Linked DNA regions of Mus musculus: region 1 is linked to region 2. A link is a contact called in ENCODE Hi-C or POLR2A ChIA-PET data. All regions are on one chromosome and are shown on one strand. Each heading gives the region's core, a stretch centred on a gene start or an enhancer-like site at or near the end of the contact. The rest is flanking DNA. Distances are from core to core; before and after follow the strand shown.

Region 1 (3,861 bases), core at 1,023-3,522, 61 kb after region 2:
TGTATCCCTCAATAAGTTACCTGAAACTTTATAATCTGTCATCTGTAGAATACAGATATTCAATCACATGTTACAAAGATATGTTATTGCCCAGTTAGGATGATATAACAAAATGCTGAAGACTGGGTGACTTATAAACAACACAAATTTATGACTTCCAGTCTTCATTGGAAAGTCTAAAATGAAGGAACTATTTGTCTTTGTATCTGATGTCTACTTCCTTGCTCATAGAAGACACCCTCTCCTTGTGTTCTCATGGGAAAGCATAGACAAGGACATTTTTTGGAATATCTTAGAAGACCACTAATGCCACTCATAAATCCCTAGGGCCCCACCCCCTTCTATCACATTGGCGACTGTGTGTTTGGAAAAGACTGAAGAATATGAATGAAAGTCGCAGGCACTCAGCTCATGGCAGGCTTTTGAAATATTTGATAAGCTGTGAAGCAGGCTTTTGGCAATATGTGTTGCTACATTTCATTACAGAAATAGTAAAAATTGTCTCTACTTTGAGCTAAGTTGCAAATTTTTCCCCCCTCTTGGAGCTCTCATCTTCTGTGAGTGATTTTTCACACTGTGGCTCAGAAATGTATGAGGCCCTTATGCCATCCAAGGATGTGTGAGGTCAGCAATGTTTGCACACCACAACTAAAGGATTGTTTGCCTTAGCTCACAACTCTACAGTAGAGTTTTGTAGACGCTACATCATAGATGGGAATTCTGTGACTCTGATGCTAGTATGTGATAAGTGTATAATTGTCATTTTATAGCAAGTTTCAAATCAAAATCAGTATGTCAAAGAGGTACACTTAATTCCACATCGATGGTAGGACAACCACTATCTAGAAGATGTGAAATTGACCGGAGTTTTTACCAGCATGCTTTGAAGGCATAACCGAATGTCCTGAGACTTAGTACTTCAGGGATAGATTGGAGGACATTCTGCCAAGTGAAAGAAGCCAGGCACAGACAGATAAAGAAAAAACAAATATTCCCATTTTACCCATCCATGAGTTCTGCCTTGCTCATCTTCAGTAGCACTGTACACCATTGTAGTTTTCCAACTACGCTTGGGAAGATTCATGGCTCAGTGACTCCCTCTTTCCTGAGCCTTATTCCTGTTACCCTATCCCCTTATAACCTGCTGCCCTTAGCTACAAATTCTGTGACCCATCTATATTTTCTCCTATTCTAGTTTTTTTTTCCTTACCCCAAATTCTCTGTCCTTAGTCTCCACCTCTCAAAACCCACCTTCTACATATTTCCAAGAAACCTAGAAAAATGAATCGCTCTTCCCCTGACTTAGGATAATCTCTGATCAAAATCTACATGTGAGCTTTTCTACTTTGTCCAGCATCCTGTAGGCAAGAGAATGGTTATTACTTACTACTACTGAACACATTCAAGAGAAGTTTGTTAACAGGGAAGGATTCTCCACTTCTTTGTGAAGCTCAACTCCACTCCACACACATTTCCACATTGTTCTGATCATTTACTTTGAAAGTCAAAGGAATGAACATCCATCTTACTACACATAGCCTCCATGAAAGTGAATCAGGCACTATGTGACATTTTCAAAGGAAGTATAGAAAGGAGACCCTTTAACCCCCAAGCACTGGATAGGTATTTGACAAGCAATTGTTTGCTTTTGTGGGCCCGAGTGGAGATGTAAAATCTTTGCTCAGTGAAAGAGTTACAGAGATTTGTATCATCTGAGCATCTCAGAGCAGCGTTTAGTAATAGCACACCACACGGCCACCATCACCACTACTGTTGCCACACCACCAGCCCCAAGTTAGAATGGTTGCTTCATGAGACAGGCTTGGGGAAAGCATAGCAAGTGATTGTAGCAATAGCCAGATGATGGAAAATCCCATATACCACAAACATGAGTTTGTCGTTATTTTTTCTTTGTGGAACTCTATAAAATAATACAACAGAAAGTTCTGGAAACTTTACAACTCACAAGGGAATGAACTACAAGCTCATAAACCGAGTGCTGTCAATGTTTTGCCAAAGCTACCAGGCTGGTCTGGAGACACTTGCCCTGAGGACCGCGGCTTCATTTTAAAGATGTTGTAGTGCGCATGTGAGTCTCCTTCAACAACCTTCATTTGTGAGTGCCAACCCCACCTCAAAACTCAGAAAGAAGTCCTGCCAATGCATGGTGCAATTTAATAGTCATGCTTTTGGGGGCCATTGCCCAGCAGGACTGCAAAAATTAGGCAGGAAATACCCCCTAGGCAGGCTTGTCTGACATGCATTCCAAGCTGTGCAAGAGAATCCTAAACACTTTCGTTTCTCAGGGACTTGGAGTCTTTCTCCCTCAGTCCAACGTTTCTTCTTTATCTTCAAGTAACCATAAACAAACACAGTTTTGGCAATTGCCCCTGGGAAAGATAATGCTGATGTGGTTATCAGAAATTCCATTTTAACTTGGCCTCTCTTTTCCCAGGACTTTACAGCTGTTTCCCGTTGCCTCGCATTCCGCCCTTGTGCTGCCTTTAGCTCAGCTTTAAATGGGCAAAGCAGGGCCTCGGCTTTCTTTGGAACATGACTTTCTGCCTCTGCCTCCAACTTCTGCTTTCAACATAAAGACTCTTGCTTCCCAATTTACCATTCTCTCTTCATGTGAAGCAGTAACTGTATCCCCAGGGCAATTGAGCAAATGAGGTTACAGCCCCTGCAATTAATGAAACACATTAATATCGCCATACTTTTCTTCACTTCTTTTCCTAAAGTTTTAAATAAGGTTTCCAGGCATATCTGCTTTATAATGCAAACACAGAAGAAATGATATTGAATAAGCAGGGATATAAATGAATGTTCTTTACTAAGGAGAACAAAGCATTTTATAGCAGTTTTAGTCCAGGATGCCTCTTCTTGATAAATTATGTTGACCCAAGACTAAATTGGTTTAGTGGACTTTTCTTAAAGATACAACGTGCTAATTAGCTTTTATATTAAACATTTAATTTAATTTAATGTATGTACTGGATTTGTTCTGGAAAATATTTCCCTTATTCCTCAGGAAAAAAGAGACTCCAATTTTGGTAGCACCAGGAAGCAAAAGCACAGAGTAATAAAAGGCAACATTGTATTATTACTGCAAACACATGTGTGATTTACATTACACACACTGCACACACAGTAAACTAAATTGTTTAATATAAAAGTAAATGAACTTGTAGTCGTGCACATAAAGGACAAGGGAATGTATCAAAATCCTAGCTCTATAATGTTGTTCATGGACAATTACTGATAGTTATCAGCGCACTTAAGTATGAATTTTTCTAATGTTTTACTTTTCTTCAAAGACTTACATAACTAATAAGGTCATGAAAAGTAATATAAATGTAAATATATATGTGTATATTTGTAAGTATATCTGTTTGAAAATTATGCCTTAGTTTAATCTAGAACAAGTTTGGGGTGTCTATAAACACATTGGATAGACTATAAGTATATTTCTAATCTCGTGGATATAGGATAGACTCCTGAGTTTTTCATTGTAATACTACTGGGTGCTTATCATTGTCTTAAACAAACGCACATAATGGGAAGTGTAAGGTTAGAACTGACACACACAGAGACCCACATGTGGAAGATATGACTCGATTACCTCCTCAGCAGATTTACCTTTCTAATTATGCTCTTCTTAAGCCAATATTAAACTTAGTAAGCACTCCCTAAGCACAAATTTACTGATAGCGTGGAAATGGCTTTGGCATAAAACTAAGTTGGGGGCATTAGCAGATCAAGGTCTTTGTTCTTCCACACCAGAAGTATCACAGCCACCCTTGCAAAGAGCTCACAGCACTGCAGTGATTTACCACACTGCAAATTCCTCATGTGCTGGGC
Region 2 (3,944 bases), core at 637-3,136:
TGTTTCCGACACATCTCACTCATTAGACTTACCTCAAAGTCCTGATTTACTCACTCAGAGCAATCTGGCATAACAGATCTCCACCTTGTCATATGGAATGGTGATATACATCGCCTCAAAATGCATGTTTCCACACACATAGATACTTCTAAATTCTCAGTGCCATTATCTCACTTGCCCATTATGCAGCAAAATCTTTTAAAGTAAATGTTTCCTTAAAATTGAATGGGTGGGTAGGGAAGTGGGGGGGGAGGGTATGGGGGACTTTTGGGATAGCATTGGAAATGTAATTGAGGAAAATATGTAATAAAAAATATTTAAAAAATTGATCATATCCTTATTTTATTTTATCTTAAGATAATATGTGTACATGTGTGACAGACAGTGTAAATATGAATGCACGTGTGTGTACATGTGCCTGCTGAAGCTAAAAGAGATCGTTGAGTCCTCTAGAGTTGGCGTTACAGGCAGTCATATGGTCCTCAATGTGGGCTAGAAAGCAAACTGGGGTCCTCTGGAAGAGCAGCAACTGCTCTTCACTATTGGGCCATCTCTCTAATTCCTAATCATATATTTTATTACTGTAGGAAGAAAAAGAACTGTGAATTAACACTTCCATACAGTAAGAGAGCAACTGATCTTTTATTTTTATCTCCCAGTGAAGTGGTAGATTAATTAGTACACCATTTAAACGCAAGCCTAAGGAAGCAAGATAATAAAATGAGTGTTGGGTTTGGAAATGAACACTGGGCTGAGATGGGACTTAGAAGAATCTTGTTCATTAGCTGTGTGCATGTTAAGTGCTTGATTTCTGGTGTAAGAAAATAAATATTTTGGATCTTCTTTGTGGCAGAAATGTAGAACATGATAGACAAGAAAAAGTAATCCTTCAGTATTGGCCCACAAAGGGTAAGGGCAGTGCCTTTAAATTGTACCTACTGCAAGCAAGATTATTCACATCATCTGGTAAGATAGCTGTAAGTTCAATGTCTCCATGCCCTGTGAGAAATGAGAGCATTGGGATTTATGAATGTAGAAATCCTGGCAAAGGACAAAAGGACAAACACCAATGCAAGGTCCTGTAGAGGCAGAACTGAAGTCGGCTTGGCTTTCAAGCAAGACACTTCCCTTTCCAGCTCATGTCTTCACAGCTGATGGAATTAGTCAGACAAGGTCTTGGAGGGGAGGGGGAGGGGGTGGGGGGGGTAGAGGAGAGTCAGACCTGAACTATCAGATAATAGAGTTAAAAAAAAAAAGGTTATCCCCATAAGGCTGGGCTGGGGTCACAGGAAGGCTCAGTATTCCCACTGGGTGCAGAGATCCCTGGCTATCCTGGAACATGTTTCCTTTCCTAAAGAGTCCTTAGGGTAGAGGTTTCTGTGCCTTTGTGGACAGCAGCTTAACTGAAGCATCTTTGCTGCTTTTAATCAGGCAGCACACACGCATCCGCAGCCTGTAACAGTGGGCCGACCTTGATGGTCTACCTTGACCCTTAGGAGAGGAGCCAGGAACATGAGATTAAATTCTCTGAAATCTCAGGCCTTCCCTTGATATAAAATAAAGCAAAGATACAAAAGCTTAAAAATACTCGCTAGGTCTTGATGATTAAACCAGCAATCAGGTTCCTGACACTGAAGTGTGCCCTACCCCACAAACCAGCATTTCTTGTTCATAGTAAACACCACAAAAACAATCATAAGCTCTGCCATTGCCTTGCTCCAGTCTGGAACTCTACCAGGAACTGCCTTGTTTTAAAACTCAATTTGTCCCCCTGGTTATACTGGAAATTCTCCCTTGACAAGGTGCCTAGAATTTAGCAGGAGGCATGATGAACACCTGTCTTCACAAAACATCTAAATCCAGGGAGACAGCTCAGCAGGAGAAAGTGATTGCTGAACAAGCACGGTCCCTGGAGGCCACGTAGAAAGCTGGAAGTGATGGTTTACATCTGTAATCCCAGCCCTGCTGCAGGGAGATGGGAGGATGGGAATGGGGAATAGACAGGAGCTACCCTGGGCTATGCACTGCAGCAGAAAGACCCTGCTTCAAAGTGATGGAAAACTAGAACCAAGTTGAAAAGCTGTTCTCTGACCTCTATGGGCATGCTGTTACATGCACATGCATTTAACACAGAGAAATGAACAAATAATTACATAGATAAATAGATAAAAACCATTACTTCCTGAATCTTGCTTTTTTTCTGATCATGTAAAAGCTACCACAAGAGAAAGATATTGGTTAACATTACTGCCATTTTCTCCCTTCAGAAGAGGACCTAGACTTCTTGGATACAATAAATAATCACAAATTCAGGCAGACCCGTTGTCTCCACAGTCATAAACAGAAAGTCAGGCTACGTGTGTGTGTGTGTGTGTGGGGGGGGGGGGGGTATTGAACAGGAGGCATGAGCATCATGTATTGGATTTACTCACTAAGAGCTTTCTCCAGGGATGTGCCACAATTTAAACAGATTGGGATTTTTATTCTGACATCACTATTTTCCAAAACCTTAGATAATTTACATAGCTTCTTTAAACCTCAGCTTCCTCATAGACAACATTAGGAAAAATTAGCAAGCTCTTCATGAACTTGTAAGGGGTAAATGAAATGATGCACAAAAACTAGACACTGTGATGAATATATCTGTGGCTTATTAAGTATTAACTGTTGGCTAGAATTTGTGTAAGGTGGAAATATTTCCCCCCCCAAATCCTGAAACCATTTAAAATTTTAAAGCGTCTTGGCCCCAGTGGTATATGCATATTGCCCTACAATAGCCAGTACCTGGGAAACAAACACTATTGAAATCAGTGTGTTCTCTATTAGAGTCCCACCCCAGTGGACCGGTGGAGAAATAACAGCTGGCATTTAGCTCTGTTGGGCCTGGTTTCAACAAATCTTCCCTTAGCCCCTGTCACCCCGAAGTCACAGGCAAACACACAGGGCATCATATTTCTTTATGTTGTGCTGGAAGGGGTGTTCATGTCGATAAGGAACCTTCCTCCCACCCCACTTTGTCTGCCCTGCACTTAGGAACCAAGGTTGAGTTCAAACAGAGGTCAGGGAGATAAAAGCCCGAGGCTTCGCCACCAATTCACTAGTGCGGTGCCTAAAACTTCCGTCATTTATTTATTGCCATTAAAAGGGAGAAGCTGGGGCCTGTGTCCTGACAGCTACAGACAGAAGCCCCGCTGTTTATTACATTTTCTTCAGCTGGGCAGCAGAACCGGCCAGGCCATTTCCCCTGACACCTTGCCAGCCCACGCGCTGCAGGCTCAGTGGAAACAGAAGTTTCCATACATCTTATGAGATTTCTTGGTATAGTCATTTTAGAAATAAAAAAAAAATGCCGAGAACAAAAATACATGCAGCACAGGCTGGAGTGGGGACCAGGCACGGGAGAAGCCAACAAGCGTTGGGAGGAAAAGCCAGACTCCTAAGAAGTCTTCCAGACCGAGGGAGATTTACTGCAGTTAGCACAGCCTTTTTGTGTCAGAGGAGAAGATAAACAAGAGGCTCCTTCAAAGCAAATAGTCACTTAGAAGATGCTACAAGCATTGCTGGACAAGAGCAAGGCACAGCCTCAGCGCCAGCTGGCGGTGATCGAGTTGGGTCCACTGAGGACAAACCTTTTATCCCTTCTTCGGTTCTTCTCACTGACCCTTTTTAAGTGTCGGTGTGGAGGAATCCCAGCCAGGCACACAGAAAGGACCAGGGCATAACAGATTTGAGCTAAACGGCAGCGTTGGTGGATCTAGAAACCTCAGAGAGCAGCAGCCGGGGAGCCTACATGCAAAGCCTTCCCAGTCCCTGCACTGGCTGCTGGGTCTGCATGTGTCTTGAGGGTTGTCATTTGCCTCCCTCCTCAGCTCCTCCAAGCTGTTTGTCCCCCCACCCCCTCTTTGGCAAAGCAAGCTTATCGCTGTTTTTGGTCTTTCAGCTTT

Evidence for each region. Hi-C counts contacts between places; a loop is a spot of excess contacts on that map. ChIA-PET counts read pairs that join two places held with the same protein, here RNA polymerase II (POLR2A).
Region 1: a loop to region 2 is called in a map of heart, with 2.0 times the contacts of the local background. The contact joins two enhancer-like sites. A Hi-C loop is called at or near these places in 1 of 37 maps with a recorded cell type or tissue (heart). POLR2A ChIA-PET finds 5 or more read pairs at or near these places in 2 of 5 experiments (Patski and embryonic stem cell).

The regions. Positions count from the first base shown.
Region 1 is chr7:71,529,344-71,533,204 of GRCm38, forward strand. No RefSeq gene overlaps it. Among named protein-coding and RNA genes, the nearest start is that of Gm36260, 150 kb to the left of the region's middle. Within about 2 kb of position 2,273, at least 1 of the 3 ENCODE cell types and tissues checked has a DNase peak (open chromatin) inside an H3K27ac peak, as active enhancers do; it is heart, where a contact is called at or near this core.
Region 2 is chr7:71,468,690-71,472,633 of GRCm38, forward strand. No RefSeq gene overlaps it. Among named protein-coding and RNA genes, the nearest start is that of Gm36260, 91 kb to the left of the region's middle. Within about 2 kb of position 1,887, at least 1 of the 3 ENCODE cell types and tissues checked has a DNase peak (open chromatin) inside an H3K27ac peak, as active enhancers do; it is heart, where a contact is called at or near this core.